Regions from separate parts of the Homo sapiens genome. Here region 2 is linked to region 1. The links are chromatin loops, found by intact Hi-C in ENCODE. Cell type or tissue: dorsolateral prefrontal cortex. All regions are shown on one strand. Each heading gives the region's core, and the rest is flanking DNA. Links, peaks and the distances in the headings are about the cores only.

What was found. Peaks named below come from ENCODE experiments on the same cell type or tissue, not always from the same donor. Only the 100,000 strongest peaks of a DNase experiment are listed, where the experiment ranks them.
Region 2: it touches region 1 in a loop (4-fold over the local background); 2 of 110 quality-filtered maps call a loop at or near these places.

The regions. Positions count from the first base shown.
Region 1 is chr9:130,094,949-130,103,952 of GRCh38, reverse strand. GPR107 (G protein-coupled receptor 107) reads right to left here. Exons shown (of 18, transcript NM_020960.5): 10 at 4,421-4,496; 11 at 3,251-3,324; 12 at 2,730-2,847. Among named protein-coding and RNA genes, the nearest start is that of GPRACR, 45 kb to the left of the region's middle. In dorsolateral prefrontal cortex, for the core only: a CTCF peak has its summit at 4,146 (motif pointing right); no DNase peak of the experiment used is centred there; H3K27ac peaks cover 467 bases.
Region 2 is chr9:129,922,053-129,931,056 of GRCh38, reverse strand. It overlaps FNBP1 (formin binding protein 1), which reads left to right. Exons shown (of 17, transcript NM_015033.3): 7 at 1,362-1,490; 8 at 3,716-3,862; 9 at 5,900-6,097; 10 at 7,031-7,213. Among named protein-coding and RNA genes, the nearest start is that of MIR6855, 57 kb to the right of the region's middle. In dorsolateral prefrontal cortex, for the core only: no CTCF peak of the experiment used is centred there; no DNase peak of the experiment used is centred there; H3K27ac peaks cover 1,553 bases.

The sequences.
Region 1 (9,004 bases), core at 2,608-5,107:
GGTGTGACTATGACCACAAGACCCAAGTCAGACCTACCCAGCTAGCCACTCTTGAATTCCTAACCCACAGAAACTGAGAGAGAGAATGACGGGTTATTGTCGTTTTAAGTCGCTGAGTTTTGGGGTGATTTGTTATGCAGCAGTAGATAACAGGGACACTTTGCTTTTCAGGTACCCCAAACCCAGTGGAGTCACTCAGGTGCTGGACTGCTGGATAGGTGGCACTTAACACCCTATTTAGCCACAATGCCCATACTTTTCAGGCCATGGTGCTCAGTGACAATAACTCATCTAAGTGCCAGACAATGGAACTGTGTTTTCAGAGACCAGAGGGTGAGCATGGCTGATTCCAGCCCTACAGCCTCATATACTCAGGCCCACTATTAAGCTCTGTACTCAGGCCCGTTATTAGGCTCTTAGCATAAGTCTTTATAAAAAGTCTTTCCACTGGCTAAACTGAGATGCCACAGAGCATAAGGGAAATTTACCACTTATAATACATCCTTTTGAAGATTACCACTGGGAATGGATGCAGAGGTTATCATTCCACCTATATACCCCATGAGAAGTCCCTGGTCCCAAATCTCTGCCTGACTTGCTGTAAAAGGTAATCCTCCACACTTTGCATGTAAAATCTGTAGTGCTATTATTTAGGAAGTCTCTAAGTTTAATTTCTCTTTCTATACAGGACTTAGAATCAAATTATCCGAAATTTCATTTAAAACTAATGCAAAAATTATCTGAAATTTCAGCCTCTCCAATGACCCCCAGCTTCTGGGTCCTTCCCTGTCCCACACTGCTCGTGAAGCCCTGTCTATCCAAAACACTAGCATCTGTGGCTCCATCTAAAAAGACAAAGTAGGGCTGGGTGCGGTGGCTCATACCCATAATCCCAGAAATTTGGGGAGCCAAGGCAGAAGGATTGCTTGAGCCCAGGAGTTTGACACCAGCCTGGGCAAAATAGTGAGACACGGCCTCTAATTAAAAAAAAAAAATTAAAAATTAGTCAGGTGTGATGGTGTACGTCTGTGGTCTCAGCTACTCGGGAGACTGAGGCAGGAGGATCGCCTGAGCCCAGGAGTTTAGGGCTGCAGTGAGCCATGATCACCACTGTACTCCAGCCCGGGCGACAGAGTGAGACCCTGTCTAAAAGTAAGAGGACAAAGTAGAAAACAAAGGCTTTCACATCTTAAATTCAAAATTCCATTTTGTCCTTAATTCACACACTGCATGAGAGACAGAATGTTCCCAGTGTTGAACAACGTGCCAAGAGTGTTCCTGAAACACCATTTTGCAGGGACATCATCTACTCCTTACTTAGAAACTTTCTGTCACTGCCCATGGCCAAAAGGAAGCAGTTTTAACTTTTCAGGCTGACATTTAAGGCCCTCCCAGACTAGTTCTATTGTCTAAATACTCATGACTTTCTTAATTTGTTAAATGTCCTTATCTTCTCAGACTGACATTCCATGGAACTCTGTGTGTCTGTCTTTCAGGGAAGCCCAGGACGGGCTTCCTGGAAGGCTATGCCCCACGACAGCCTGGTTCAGGCTGGTGGGGGGAGACTCTAGAGGGATGAGGGACTCTACTAAAGGGAAGAGGCACACGCAGCCGGGTGACAACCCAGTCTCCGTCATTCACAACTCCGAGACCTCGGCAGGCTGTAGGACTCAGTCTGGCTGAAGAAGTGACCACGGTGGCTCGACAGCCGAAAGACCGGCACAGTCCCTCAGCATGTTTTGCTTAGCAGACAGCAGGGTCATGTGTATTTACTGCCTCTGTCACATTCCTTTCCTTCAACACCCAGGCCAGCCCTATCTCTGTCACAAAGCCCTCCTTGATCCTTCCAACTTGAGTGCTTATTCTCTCCTTGGAAACACAGAGCAACTGGCCTGTCCCATTCATTTGATGTCAACACATGTTCCTCATTATTGAACGTAAGGGTGGATGAGGTCTGTTAGAACTCCGAGAGGAGCTCTGCTGCAAACTCTGCCAGAGTTGGGACGGCTGATCTGGGTGCCTCAGGAGTTGTCCCCTTCCACCCCCAACCTTCCACATTTACTTTGTGCTCCAAAATGTGAGAAAAGTTCACAGGGACAACTCTGTCAAACAGACGCTGTCTGGTCAAGCAGAGCAGGGTAGCTGTGCATCCCTGCTAAAACCTCTCTGTTCATTGTAAGTTCTTTACATCCAAGTTCTGCTTCCAGTAAGACAAGGCTCCTCCCGCAAAAGACTCACAGCCTTGTAAGGCTGGCCTTGGCCCTCGGCCCCAAACATGGTAAGGATTTAGGAAATGTTTGCCCCTCACGTCTACTACCATATTCTACCTGTGGAAACTCACTGGTGTAGTTCACGGTTTTAAAATACTTTGTTAATAAAATCACTACATCTCTGAGCTTCCTTGCCAAGGGCACCATTTAGTTATGAAGCAAATGATGCAGAAGAGAAAACAGTACTGTGTGTTACTGTGTGTCTCCCTGTCACTGTCAGCAGCTCTCTACTCAAAATCTAGGCCCCCAAAGGCCAGTGGCTGACTGATGCCCAAGCATCTCCCAGTGCAATGACCTGAAGTCTGTTCAGAATTCAGAAAGAGAATCTCAGTCTTCAACCTCCACTAGCAGAAGCTGGGGTTTCAGGGTGAGGTGACTCCCTCTTCCCATACAGGCTTGGAGCTGAGCCCTGCTAAGCGCCAAGAAAGGAAGTGACAAATGGGATGAGGGTTCTTTTACCTGGAGTGGAATGACAATCATGAAGATCTTTTTGTCTTTATCAGAAAGGATGTGCTTAATGAAAGCCCAGCCAGTGCCAATGAGTGCAATGGTGATGAAGAGTAGCGCCCCTTTCAAACTGGAAGAGAAAACAAGGAACAGACACCAGCAGGTCTCTTTAGACTCTCACTGCCAGTTAGATTGCATAGCTCATTCTATGAGTTCACAAGCTTCTTACAAAAGACGGGCAGCCAAATTTAGGAAATCCATCATACATGAGCACCACTTCCTTCAGGGCACACAGTTAGCTCTGCACCCCACAGCCTGGACAGCCAATGGCCGCAGAGAGGCAGGAGTATGCCACTAAGCCCGACTTCCCAAGTCTGGACAGCCACCCATGAGCTACACTCCTCTGGTATGGCAGGGGCCCAGACAGGCTGCCACAGGAGGGCAGGGCTGGTTAACTTGGGGCAGGTTGTTGCCCACCCCCCTTGTCTTGTATGTCATTTCATGGTGTATTTCACATGGACCTGCATACTTACAGGTGAGTTATGTAGTACACAACAGCCCAGCCTTCGATAGGGAAGCCCTGGGAGGAGATGTAGTGGTAGTCAATCTGAAATCAAACAACTGCATTTCAGAATCACTCATTATCTACATGGCTCCACAAAGAATCTTTTAACTTGGACCCATTTGGGAAATTATCCAAATCATTGTCATTTGGTGACGCTGCCACTGGATATATTATTGCCTTTTCCAAGGAGGCCACTTTCAAGTACAGCAAAGAGTACATGTCTAGAGACTGTCATCCTTGCAAGTGTGCTCCACGGGCACTTGGAGGCCCACAGACAGGAGAAGTTGTGATCTTACCCCCTTGGGCAAGTTCATTTTAATTTGCATAAGTTCCAAATATACAAAGCTGAGGCTCAATTCTCATGCCTCCAGCTTTATAGCATCAATTTTCTCTCAGATAAATATGCTAATACTGAATTGAACTTCAAATCACAGAGGAACATGAGGGAATATCTGGAAACATAAAAAAGTCGTGGAGGCCGGGCGTGGTGGCTCATGCCTGTAATCCCAGCACTTTGGGAGGCTGAGGCGGGCGGATCACGAGGTCAGGAGATCGAGACCATCCTGGCTAACACGGTGAAACCCCGTCTCTACTAAAAATACAAAAAAATTAGCTGGGCGTGGTGGCGGGCGCCTGTAGTCCCAGCTACTCGGGAGACTCAGGCAGGAGAATGGCGTGAACCTGAGGGGAGGAGCTTGCAGTAAACAGAGATCACGCCACTGCACTCCAGCCTGGGCAACAGAGCGAGGCCCCGTCTCAAAAAAAAAAAAAAAAAAAAAAAAAAAAAAAAAAAAAAAAAAAAGTCGTGGAAACAAGTCAGCAGGTGGCACTCTCATCTCTAGAAATGGTAAAAAAACAAAACAAACCAAAAACAAAGAAATAAAAACAATAATAAGTGTTCTAGAAAAACTGTAGGTCTGTAAGCAGTATTAGAAGATGTCTGAAGTCTAATATGAGGGGAGGTGGTAATCATTTACCCGCATGGCCAGGCCCTCCCAGACAAGAGGAGGCTTTATGAGAAATGTATTCTTTGTCTTTGTTTCCCACCAATCTATCCCCTTTCTTCAAATTTCTTTTGCCTGCTCACACAGGCATTATACGTAATTTCATGAATGATCCTCAAAATGCTAATACATACTGCATGGAACACCAAGGAAAGAGACTTGGTGAAAGGAAGGGCCGCCATCAGCCAGTGGATTTTAAATACATCATTCCTATAAAAACAGAGAGAAAACAATTAAAGGAAGATTCCATTCTCCCAAAGGACAGCCAAAGCTCCAGACATTAGCTATATTTATAAGGAGACAGGAAATATAATCTGTGCAAACCACAAACATGAAACTTTTTTTTTTTTTTGAGACAGGGTCTTATTCTGTCGCCCAGGCTAGAGGACAGTGGTGTCATCACGGCTCACTGCAGCCTTGAACTCAGGCTCAAGCGATCAAGCAGCTCTCAGGAAGCTGAGGTGGGAGGATGGCTTTAGGTGTATGCCACCATGCCCAACTAATTTGTTTTGTATTTTTTATACAGAAAGGGTTTTGCTAAGTTTCCCAGGCTGGTCTTGAACCCCTGGCCAAGCAATCCACCCACTTCGGCCTCTCAAAGTGTTGATATTACAGGCATGAGCCACTGTACCCAGCTAAAACTTTTTTTTTTTGAGACAAGAGTATCGTTCTGTCACCCAGGCTGGAGTGCAGTGGCACAAACTTGGCTCCCCGCTAACTCCACCTCCCGGGATCAAGTGATGCCCCCCCACCGCCTCAACCTCCTGAGTAGCCGGGATTACAGGCGTGCGCCAAGATGTCTGGCTAATTTTTGTATTTTTAGTAGAGACAGGGTTTCACCACATTGGCCAGGCTGATCTTGAACTTGTAACTTCAAGTAATCCACCCGCCTCTGCCTCCCAAAGTGCTGGGATTACAGGGGTGAGCCGCCACACCCAGCCACTTTTTTTATAAAGTACGTTTTGCTGGTAAAAAAGGCCTTGAATGGAGTCCTAAAGTAATCTCTAATACACAATTTAATGTTGTGAATGAACCTGAGAGTTATGCACCAAAGCTAGACATGATGGATTCCAACTCTTGAGTAAATGGAAATCTAACACAGGCTGCCAGCTTGTTCCCGGAAACCACCCTGGGAAAGCCAGAGGCAAGAATGAGGTAGATGGACCTGAGAAAACAGCACAGAACTCCTAGGAAAGCAGAAAGCGATTACAAATAGCTGTAGGGGAAGTCTGCAGCCCAGAGTAGGGGGACTGGGAGCCAGCAGTAGGGATGTGTGAGGAGAAAGTGCCAGGGTCATGCCCATTTCTCTCTCCTTCATGGCTGGTGTCTGCAAATACCCCAGGCCAATGAGACAAAGCACCCATTCCCATGCCCACCCCATCACAGATACTAGTCCACCTTTCGGCTGCCGGGCATTAAATTCCTCTACTCCTTCCCACCTCCCCTTAGGAATTAACCTAATAGAACATATTAAGACTATTATGAGGCTAGGTGCAGTGGCTCATGCCTGTAATCCCACACTTAGGGAGGCTGAGGTGGGAAGATTACTTAAGCCCAAGAGTTTGGGATTAGCCTGGGCAAGATGACAAAACTCCATCTCTACCAAAAATACAAAAAGTTAGCTGGGTGTGGCGGTGCACACCTGTAGTCCCAGCTACTTGGGAGGCTGATGTGGGAGGATCACTTGAGCCCAGGAGGCAAAGGCTGCAATGAGCCGTGACTGTGCCATTGCACTCCAGACTGGGTGACAGAGCGAGTCCCTGTCTCAAAACGGTCTCAAAACAAACAAAAATTAAGCCAGGAGTGGTGGTGCGTCCCTATAGTTTCAGCTATTCGGGAGGCTGAGGTGGGAGGATCACTTGAGCTCAGGAGTTTGAGGCTGCTGTAAGCCTTGATTACGCCACTGCTCCAGCCTGGACAACTTAGTGAGACCCTGTCTCAAAAAAAAAAAAAAAAACCCAAAGAATACAGGCAGCCACAAGAGGGGAAATGGTTAAGTCTCTAAAATGATAATCCACATCACCAATATTCAGAGAAACGCAAAATAAAGCAAGATACCACTTTACACCTATCAGATTGGCAAAAATTAAGATGTCAGTATTGGTAAGAATGTGGAGAAACAGCAAACCTTATTATGTATGCACCACTGGTAGACGTATAAACCTATATGCCACACTGGAAGGCAATCTGGCCCTTAACGAAATTAACTGATGGCTGGGCGCAGTGGCTCATGCCTGTAGTCCCAGCACTTTGGGAGGCCGAGGCGGGAGGATCTCTTGAGGCCAGGAGTTCAAGACCTGCTTGGCCAACACAGTGAAAACCCGTCTCTACTAAAAATACAAAAATTAGCCCGGCATGGGCGTACATGCCTATAGTCCCAGCTACTCAGGAGGGTGAGGCAGGAGAATCGCTTGCACTCAGGAGGTGGAGGTTGCAATGAGCCAAGATGGTGCCACTGCACTCCAGCTTGGGTGACAGAGTGAGACTCTGTCTCAAAAAAAAAAAAAAAAAGAAAAAAAAGAAAAGTAAAGAAAAGAAATTAACTACCCATGGCACAGTGTGCTTCCTTCTGGGACTGCAGCTCGGAGGCTGCACAGATCCACAGGGGATCTTTGGAGGTACATGCCAGCACTGGCTGAGGTAGCAGGGAGATGTAGGCAGTCCAGGCGTGTGTCTATCACTAAAGGACCAAAGCAGTCAAACGTGAGGACACAGAGCATGGGATGCTGTGGAGTAGGTAAAAATCAATGAATGAGATGCACACTCAGCCACATGGCTAGATCGCAGAAAGGATAATACTGAGTAAAAAATGTACAACAACGTCTATAGATATTTTATGTAAACTTAAAATAAATGCAACACCAGTAAACAGTACTTATCTATAAGAATATAGAAATATCCAAAAATCAGGCCAGACGCAGTGGCTCACGCCTGTAATCCCAGCACTTTGGGAGGCCGATCACCTGAGGTCAGGAATTCTAGACCAGCCTGGCCAACGTAGTGAAACCCCGTCTCTACGAAAAATACAAAAATTAGCCGGGCATGGTGGCAGGCGCCTGTAGTCCCAGCTACTCGGGAGGCTGAAGCACGAGAATTGCTTGACCCGGGAGGCGGAGGTTGCAGTGAGCTGAGATTGCACCACTGCACTCCAGCCTGGGGCACAGAGTGAGACGAGGTCTCAAAAAAAAAAAAAAAAAAGTCCAAAAATGTATATGCAACACATTTGAGCAGTTCTCCACTACTGGGAAGGAGTGGGAGAGGGGACAGGAAATGAAGGGGAACAATAGAGCAGGAGAGGGGCCTGGCACCAAGTGAGAATGAGAGTGTACCACAAAGGGATATCAGTTTCTGGGCTCATTTCCTCCCTGGTACTTTCCTGTTCCAGTGCCCACCTACTTGAAGGTCAAAAGGGAAGTCAAGGCCAGAATAGCCTGGAACTACTGAATGCCAATGAGATTTACCCAGAGTGTAAAACCACCCACCACAAAGAGCTGTGCTCATTCACACTCTGGCAACCTTGACTTGCAGTCCATGGTTAGAATATCTACGATGGGGCAGAGATGTGATGGAAAGAATACTCACTGACCTCGGCTCAAATACTAGTTCTACCTACACTTGAAGTTGGGAGGGGCCTGATACATACTAGCAAGCAGACCCGAGTTCCAGTCCCAGGTCTGTTGGGTGACACTGGCTCTCGTTTCCCCTCTCTGGGCCTCAATAAATGAGGCAAAGATCTCTTAGTCGTTTCCAGCTTTCAGGGGCCAGTGAAATGCGCCTGGCGGCCTTGGTCATATGCCTTTATATCATGTGGGTTTCCAGCCTACCAGAACTGACTCTAAGACTCCCGGGAAAACATGGGCAGGACTTAACTGACCTTCCCCCATGCACACTATACTCCAACAAAAATTACAGATGAGACTTGTACACAATAGGTCAGCCTCATTTAACCACAGATTGAAAACTGTGTTATCACGGTCTGGGTGCACTGGCTCATGCTGGTAATCCCAGCACAATGGGAGGCCAAGGCAGGTGGATCACGAAGTAAAGAGATCAAGACCATCCCAGCCAACATGGTGAAACCCCGTCTCTACTAAAAATACAAAAATAAGCCAGGCATGGTGGCGGACGCCTGTAGTCCCAGCTACTTGGGAGGCTGAGGCAGAAGAATCACTCAAACCCAGAAGGCAGAGGTTGCAGTGAGCCAAGATTGCACCACTGCACTCCAGCCTGGCGACAGAGCGAGACTCTGTCTCAAAAAAAATAAAATAAAGAAAACTGTTACCACAATTTGATACAAGTGAACCAGTGACAATGACTATTGCCACCAATAACTAAAGGAAAATTAAAACACCACTGAACCCCTGGCTACTAAACTATTTTATAAACACCTCATGTTTGGATTGCGCCCTGATTTGCAAAGCCCTCTCATACACATTATCTTAGGGAGAATCACACAACATGTCTAAGAATCCAAGACTCTTACAGGAAGGCAGAGTAACTATTACTGTCCCAGTTTCATAGCCAAGAAAAAAAGAGATTTACAGTGAAGCAAGGCACACAGGCAGTCACTGTCCAAGTTCACACCTGAAATCAGGTCTGACTCCTAGTTCTTACTTTTCCAGTAAAGGCAAAAGTAGAACTTTCTTTGAAAAAAATAAAAAATAAAAAATAAAAAAAAACAACAGAGGCCGGGCGCAGTGGCTCACGCCTGTAATCCC
Region 2 (9,004 bases), core at 2,604-5,103, 170 kb after region 1:
GCTGGGATTGCAGGCGTGATCTACCACACCCAGCCAGGTCTTAGTTTTCTGAAACATTGGTTCAGTAAAACAAAACAAAAACAAGCAAACAAACAAATAGTTGCCCTGGTTATGTTGGAAGACAGCCTATTTCCTGTTGTGTTTCTGGCTTACTGCAGTGAATTTGCCAGGTCACTTAAAGACCAAAAACCCTATCTTCATCTGGCAGGAGGTAGTTTTTTGCCTTGTGTGGACCTCAAATTGTGTTAGAGATTCACAAGATTATATTTATCAAAATAACACCACAATGCTATGTGAATCTAAGGTGGTATTAACGGCACAACCTCTTGTACTTCTGGATGACTTTAGAATTTATAGACATTCCTGTTTGAACTTTAAAATCCATTCTGCAACTAGTCAACAATTGTTGCCCCTTTTTTAGGTATGTGATCAATCAGAATATGAATTAGAGAAAAACAAATGTGTAAATTATTGATTTTTTAGGAGAAAAGCAATGCAGTAAAACATAAAATAGCACTCCTCAAAAAACATAAAAAGCATAAAGAAGTTGCCATACTTATTCCCTCTTTAGCATATATACTAAATATAAACATGCTAGAGAGCTTTAGAAAAGTCTCCTTAGGTCAGTGGTTCATATGCCTTTTTAGTGCATGAACCCCATTGAGAACTGGGTTTAAAAATTCATGGATTTCCCAGCCAGGCACCGTGGTTCATGCCCATAATCCCAGCACTTTGGGAGGCTGAGGCGGGTGGATTGCTTGAGTCAAGGAGTTCAAGAATAGCCTGGGCAATGTGGTGAGACCTCCTATCTACAAAAAAAATACAAAAATTAGCCAAGCATGGTGGTGCACGCCTGTAGTCCCAGCTACTTGAGAGGCTGAGGTAAGAGGATTGCTTGAACCCAGGAGGTTGAGGCTGCAGTGAGCCAGGATCGTGCCACTGCACTCCAGCCTGGGTGACAGAGCGAGACCTGGTCTCAAAAAAAGAAAAAAAAAAAATGAATTTCTCATCCCCTCCTCAAAAAAAAAAAAATGTGTATATGAGATGAGCAGAGGTTCCCACAAGGGTCATCCAAATAATGTAAATTGGCCCAAGTGCAGACAGTATAGAATGGTGTGTCAAACTAGAAGGTACACGCCACGTTAAGGCAGTAGGGAATGGTGGAGGTTTATACAAACTAGGATGCACATTGCTTACCTAAAGTCAATTCAATTCAGAACATTAAAAAGCACCCGCGGAATACATTTGAGGTAAATCTGGCCCCTAGGCATCCCAGTGTGCAGTTCTAGGCTTTTATTGATTGCACCCAGGCTTTTATCTATGGTGTATAAACGTAGGAGTATTCTTGTTTTTGCCCTAAGGCCCGACAACAAGCTCAAATACGTCACCAAATGGCAGAGGACAGCAAAGCAGATTACTCATCCATTCTCCAGAAATTCAACCATGAGCAGCATGAATATTACCATACTCACATCCCCAACATCTTCCAGGTAAGTCCTGAACATCTCTCAGATTTCATGTTTTATGCTTTGCTTTCCTTAGAAACATGACACTTCTGAATCGTGATTGCTGGGTTTGTATTCTGAGTCTGAGTCTTTATATAATTCCAAATTTCCACTAATTTTTTTTTTTTTTTTTTTTTTTTTTGAGACAGAGTCTTGCTTTGTCACCCAGGCTGGAGTGCAATGGCACAGTCTCGGCTCATTGCAACCCCTGCCTCCTAGGTTCAAGTGACTCTCCTGCCTCAGCCTCCCGAGTAGCTGGGACTACAGGCACGTACCACTGGGCCCGGCTAATTTTTGTATTTTTAGTAGAGACGGGGTTTTGCCATGTTGGCCAGGCTGGTCTCAAAGTCATGACCTCAGGTGATCTGCCTACCTCGGCCTCCCAAAGTGGTGGGATTACAGGCCTGAGCCACCATGCCTGGCCCTTTTTTTTGTTTTGTTTTGTTTTTGTTTTTTGAGACAGTCTCACTCTGTTGCCCAGGCTGGAGTGCAGTGCACAATCACGACCCACTGCAGCTTTGAACTCCTGGGCTCAAAGGATCAAGGGATCCTCCAAGTTCAGCCTCCTAAGTAGATGGAACTACAGGCATGCACCACCATGCCCTGCTAATTTTTAAATTTTTTATAGAGATAGGGTCTTGCTGTGTTGCCCAGGATGGTCTCAAATTCCTGGACTCAAACAGTTCTCCAGCCTTGGCCTCCCAAAGTGCTAGGATTATAGGCATGATAAATCATTTTTTAAAGCATCTAGATCAAGCATTGACTAGCAATATGAATGAAATATAATAATCTCAAGATTAATCAATAACTTTGCAAATTTCTATAGTTTGCACCTGCAGCCAATTATTTGTCAGTCTTTTTTCTTTTTTTCTTTTTTTCTTTTTTTTTTTTGAGATGGAGTCTTGCTCTGTCACCCAGGCTGGAATGCAGTGGCATGATCTCAGCTCACTGCAACCTTCACCTCCTGGGTTCCGGCGAATCTCCTGCCTCAGCCTCCTGAGTAGCTGGGATTACAGGCACCTGCCACCATACCTGGCTACCTTTTTTGTATTTTTAGTAGAGACGGGGTTTCACCATGTTGGCCAGGCTGGTCGTGAACTCCTGACCTCAGGTGATCCGCCCGCCTTGGCCTCCCAAAGTGCTGGGATTACAGGCGTGAGCCACAGCGCCTATTTGTCAGTCTTAAACTATGATTCTGTGATTAATGCTGTCTTTGCTAAAGGGATGATTGTGGTTATAAAAATGCCAACTTAACTATAGAAGTCAAAGCAGCATTCATAGAGTTATAGGATTTAAACAAATGACAGTTCTTTCTTTTGGATTGTTTTCTTTTGCTCATGTTAGGTTGTCAAAAATGGTATGAGAAAAGATAGACATATGTTCTTCCATTTTACAGATTTTTTGCAACTTTGAGTCCAATTGTAGAAAAAATAAATAATATATTTGCTTCTTGGTGTCTACACACACAGCAAACAAGTCCTTGTAAATTATAGTTGGAAGATACACTAGCATGTATTGGGCTGAGGCAGTTAATTAAATACTGTGCTTTTGGTAAAAGGTAAAGTAGTAGATTAAAGATGGAGAAAACGTTTGAGGTAGATTACAAATAGTGTTAGTAATAAAACTATTGGCCAGGTGTGGTGGCTCAAGCCTGTAATCCCAGCACTTTGGAGGCCTAGGCAGGTGGATCACCTGAGGTAAGGAGTTGGAGACCAGCCTGGCCAACATGGCGAAACCCCATCTGTACTAAAAATACAAAAAATTAGCCAAGTGTGGTGGCGGGGGGAGGGGGGGTGGGGCCTGTAATCCCAGCTACTTGGGAGGCTGACGCAGGAGAATCACTTGAACCTGGAGGCAGAGGTTGCAGTGAGCTGAGATCACACCACTGCACTCCAGCCTGGGTGACAAGAGCAAAACTCCGTCTCAAAAAAACAAAAAGAAAAACAAAAAAGAACTATTGAGTTTGGCATTCTTACTAAAATTAGAATGGAATTGTGCAAAGCATATATTTGGGCAGCCTAACATGTCTAGCAATTTATAAAATAAATGTACAGCTGGGTAATATGGAGGCTCCGTGTACTTAGAGCCGCTCTAACTCTAACCCATTTTTTCCTCAAAGAGAACTTGTTAGAGGTAACAATGCTGCCGAAAAACAACTTTGTTTAATAATAATGGACCAAACTTACTTTATACAAAATCTAATGTTGCAGAAAATACAAGAGATGGAGGAAAGGAGGATTGTGAGAATGGGAGAGTCCATGAAGACATATGCAGAGGTTGATCGGCAGGTGATCCCAATCATTGGGAAGTGCCTGGATGGAATAGTAAAAGCAGCCGAATCAATTGATCAGAAAAATGTAAGTATTGCCATTTGGACTTCATTGATAACTATTTGCAGATCCATTATTTCTCCCCATCCCCTTTCCATTTGACCTCATGTCATCATCTCATGGTGGATGGTTGCTTTTGGTGGTCACACATGCTCTGTGTCTTGGATTTAGCTGTATAATTCCTTTTTTGGTAAACACATTTAAGTGGTAAATTGTCCGAGACATGACAGAATTGAATTGAAGTATTTCCTGGAAAAAAGGTAAAGGCTTTGTTTCCTCTAAGGCAGGGTTTCTTTCTCTTTTTCTTTTTCTTTTTCTTTTTTTTTTTTTCTTTTTGAGATGGAATCTCGCTCTGTTGCCCAGGCTGCAGTGCAGTGGCGTGATCTTGGGTCACTGCAACCTCCACCTCCCGGGTTCAAGCGATTCTCCTGCCTCAGCCTCCTGAGTAGCTGGGACTACAGGCGCCCGCACCACGCCCAGCTAATTTCTGTATTTTTAGCAGAGACGGGGTTTCACCATATTGGCCAGGCTGGTCTCGAACTCCTGACCTCAGGTAATCCGCCCGCCTCAGCCTCCCAAAGTGTTAGGATTACAGGTGTGAACCACTGCACCCGGCCAAAACAGGGTTCCTTCAGCACTTTTGACATTATCTCAGGCCAGATCATTTTTCTTGTTGGGGGCATTTCAGAATGTTTAGCAGCATCCTGGCCTCTACCCAGCAGAGGCCAGTAGCACTCCCCGAGTTGTGACAATCAAAAATGTCTCCACACATTGTCACATGTCCTCTGGGAGGGCAAAAGCTTCTCTGGTTGAGAATACTGCTTTAGGGCAGTGTTCTCCATTTGAATTCCTAGAGACCTATTTCTCAAAAAAATATAAACTAGAACACCAGCATAGGCTTTTACTGTTAATTTGAAGACACAAATATTCAACATAAAAGTTATGCTGCTGGCTGGGCACAGTGGCTCACATTTGTAATCCCAGCACTTTGGGAGGCCGGAGCGGGTGGATCACTTGATGCCAGGAGTTCAAGACCAGCCTGGCCAACATGGTGAAACCACATCTCTACTAAAAATACAAAAATTAGCTGGGTGTGGTGGTATGCCCCTGTAGTCCCAGCTACTCGGGAGGCTGAGGCACGAGAATTGCTGGAACTCAGGAGGCAGGGATTGCAGTGAGCCAAGATCACGCCACTGCACTCCAGTCTGAGTGACAGAGCGAGACTCTGTCTCAAAAACAAACAAAAAAATCAGAAAACAATAGTTCTAAATTCTAAAAGCTCGGATGAAAAGCTCAAATGATGGCTTTTGAGAAGAATGAAAAAAGCTGGCCAGCTGTGGTGACTCAAGCCTGTAATGCCAGCACTTTGGGAAGCCGAGGCAGGCGGATCACCTGAGGTCAAGAATTTGAGACCAGCCTGGCCAACATGGCGAAACCCCATCTCTACTAAAAATACAAAAATTAGCTAGGCATGATGGCACATGCCTGTAATCCCAGCTACTCGGGAGGCTGAGGCAGGAGAATCGCTTAAACCTGGGAGGCGGAGGTTGCGGTGAGCTGAGATCACGCCACTGCACTCCAGCCTGGGTAACAGATTGAGACTGTCTCAAAAAAAAAAAAAAAAAAAAAAAAGCTACTAGGAAAAAAGTTATTATCAATCAGTACAATTTCGTTAGTTATCATCTGTATGAGATCATCATAATTCATTGTTTTTTTGAGATGGAGTCTCACTCTGTCGCCCAGGCTGGAGTGCAGTGGCGCGAGCTCAGCTCACTGCAACCTCCGCCTCCTGGGTTCATGCCATTCTCCTGCCTCAGCCTCCTGAGTAGCTGGGACTACAGGCGCCCGCCACCACGCCTGGCTAATTTTTTGTATTTTTAGTAGAGACGGGGTTTCACCATGTTAGCCAGGATGGTCTTGATCTCCTGACCTCGTGATCCACCCGCCTCTGCCTCCCAGAGTGCTGGGATTACAGGCATGAGCCACCGCACCTGGCCAATTCATTGTTTAAAAAGTGTTTGCATGCTTCTGAATGTATTTATATGCTTGTGGGTATAATTTCAGGATTCACAGCTGGTAATAGAAGCTTATAAATCAGGGTTTGAGCCTCCTGGAGACATTGAATTTGAGGATTACACTCAGCCAATGAAGCGCACTGTGTCAGATAACAGCCTTTCAAATTCCAGAGGAGAAGGCAAACCAGACCTCAAATTTGGTGGCAAATCCAAAGGAAAGTTATGGCCGTTCATCAAAAAAAATAAGGTACTGATGGTTGGCGTGAAATGAGTTTTCTAAGGTGTGGAGATTTTGACTTGATCTTTTAGTCTTAGAAAAACTAAGATCCTAAACCTGTAGTTTCAGAATGCAAAAGAAGAAGCTAGTGTGCTACCTTATGTTGAGACAGTATTTCTTTTTGGTGGTGGTATCTTTGCCATGGCCCTGTGTCTTATTTCAGATGCATTATCCTCGTACCGTGACTCCCACACTAACAGAGTACTGACCTCTCCACCGTTTCGCCTCATGCCTTTCCCTCCTTCCTCTCCTAGACTGCTGGTTACCTTGGCTGGGAGAGAGGATGTAGTGGGACATTCCTGTAACACTTTATCCGCACATCTACTGGAAATCGTTACCATGTTAATAACTTGGTTTTGAATTCATGTTAACATGTGTACCCATGAACATTTTTCATTTTCTTTTCATAGTGCGATACATAGGTGCATGACAGCATTAACCTGGGGACGTAGAATATGATCAAGGCAGCATTACTGCTTTAACTTTAGAATGACTTACTATTTATTAATTTAAACAGACTGCTGTTTCCACAACCTTAGCATTGAAGGTCTTTCATTTTCTCCCATCAAGCTATGTTAGTTTAGGTAATGTAGAAATATTTACCCTCTGGCTTAAGCTGGTTTAGAGTAACTAACTAGAGCTATAGTTTGCATGGGAAAGTCTGCACGAGCTTCTTGTCAGATATTTCTTGCTCTTCTGTCGCATTACTTACTAAACCTCCCAACTCTCATCATATTCTTCATTTAACCACCTCCTACATGTTTTCTTTTGGACCATGGCCTAAAATTTAATTGTTTGTGTTTTACTTGCGTTGGATTTCAAATATTATTTGATGCTTATTTTTGTTTTGTGTCTTCTTGTTTCTGATTTTTACTCTGTCACGGCTCCATCTCTTACATGTAGCTTATGTCCCTTTTAACATCCCCCCATCAGCCTCCCCCTCCCCCTCCTGCCTCTGCCTCACCCTCTGCTGTTCCCAACGGCCCCCAGTCTCCCAAGCAGCAAAAGGAACCCCTCTCCCATCGCTTCAACGAGTTCATGACCTCCAAACCCAAAATCCACTGCTTCAGGAGCCTAAAGCGTGGGGTAAGTTCTGCTCCGGAATCCTGTCTCTCTGGCGTGCTTTGGTTGCATGTTTGGTTCTGCATAACTAATTTTGTTTGTGAATGAATCCATTGTGTTTTCCCATAACATATAAAAAAGTTAAAAAAAAAAAAACAAAAACCATTATAGCTAGAAAGAAAAGCCAGAAAGAGGAAGAAAGAAAGAAGGAAGCATGGTGGTTGGAAGAAAGGAGAAAACCAGACAGCCCAGAGTTCTTTCTATTTGTTTCTTTCTTTTTTTTTTTTTTCCAGACAGAGTCTCGCTCTGTCACCAGGCTGGAGTGCAGTGGCGTGATCTCGGCTCCCTGCAACCTCCACCTCCCGGGTTTAAGCGATTCTCCTGCCTCGGCCTCCTGATTAGCTGTGATTACAGGCATATGCCACCACGCCCAGCTACTTTTTATATTTTTAGTAGAGACAGCATTTCATCATGTTGGCCAGGATGGTCTCGATCTCTTGACCTTGTGATCCGCCCGCCTCGGCCTTACAAAGTGCTGGGATTACAGGTGTGAGCCACTGCGCCCGGCCTTTTTCTTTTCGTTTCTAGTACATTTTGGAAGGACTTTACCCCTCTTCCTCTTTAAAGCATCCAAGTCATGCATTTTCTACCTTAATTTTACCAAAAAAAACCACTTAGATTTCATTTCTAAAACTAGCGACCTGAGACTGGGCGTGATAGTTCACATCTGTAATCCTAGCACTTTAGGAGGCCAAGGCAGGAGGATTGCTTGAGCTCAGGAGTTCAAAACCAGCTTGGACACCATAGTGAGACCCCCATCTCTTAAAAAAATATATAAAAATTAATAGGACAAGCGCAGTGTCTCATGCCTGTAATCCTGGCACTTTGGAAGGCCGAGGCAGGAAGATTACTTGAGCTCAGGAGTTCAAGACCAGCCAGTACAACATAGTCAAACCCCATCTCTAAAAAAAAATAATAAATAATAAAAACATAAAACTAGCAACCTATGAGATGAGGAATTGGAAGTCACTGTGTAAGTCAGAAAATATTGCCTTAATAACTACTGAAGCAATGTGAGTGTAATGAAGATACTTGCCTGAGCTATGCCTCAGGGTCGAAAGGAGAAGAGTCATAAGTCACAGTGGTTTCATTCGCTATTTTAGTGAGATTATATAAGATGTTGATAAAATATCTGTTGATTGGAAGGGGCCTGATGCAGAATTTCTCTTTAAAGGATGAAACAATAAAAGCAGCTGACACTTACTGAGCACTTATTGTGTGCAAAGCTCTGTTCTGTGTGCTCATTTACTTTTTTCCAGCCACCCTATGAAGCCCAGGTAGTACTCATATTTCCTTATTTTACTGTAAGGAAATTGAGGCATAAAAAGGTGAAGGTGGGAAGATACAGAGCCGGGATTTAGATCCGGGGAGTCTGATTACAGAGTCTGAGATTCTGTGACATCCACATTCAGGGAGAAACTACTATATTGACTCGTAAGTGGTTGTTATTAAGATTGAAGTCCGCTGTCCTCATTAAGATTGATGTGCGCTTACATCATAGAGATAATGGAATTGATGCAGCCATCCAATGTAGATACCAGTTTCGTTTACAGAGAAAGATTGGCATAAAGCAATGTGTAGATTCCCAAATCATTCTCAATGGCCAGTCTAGTCTAAGCCTTCCCAAAATATCTTTTATAATGAATATAATGAGTAAACAGATCTTTAGACTGGGCCCAGTGGCCCACGCCTGTAATCCCAGCAGCGTTAACATATCCAGTAAGGTTTTCTCCTTTTTTTTTTTTTTAAATCCTA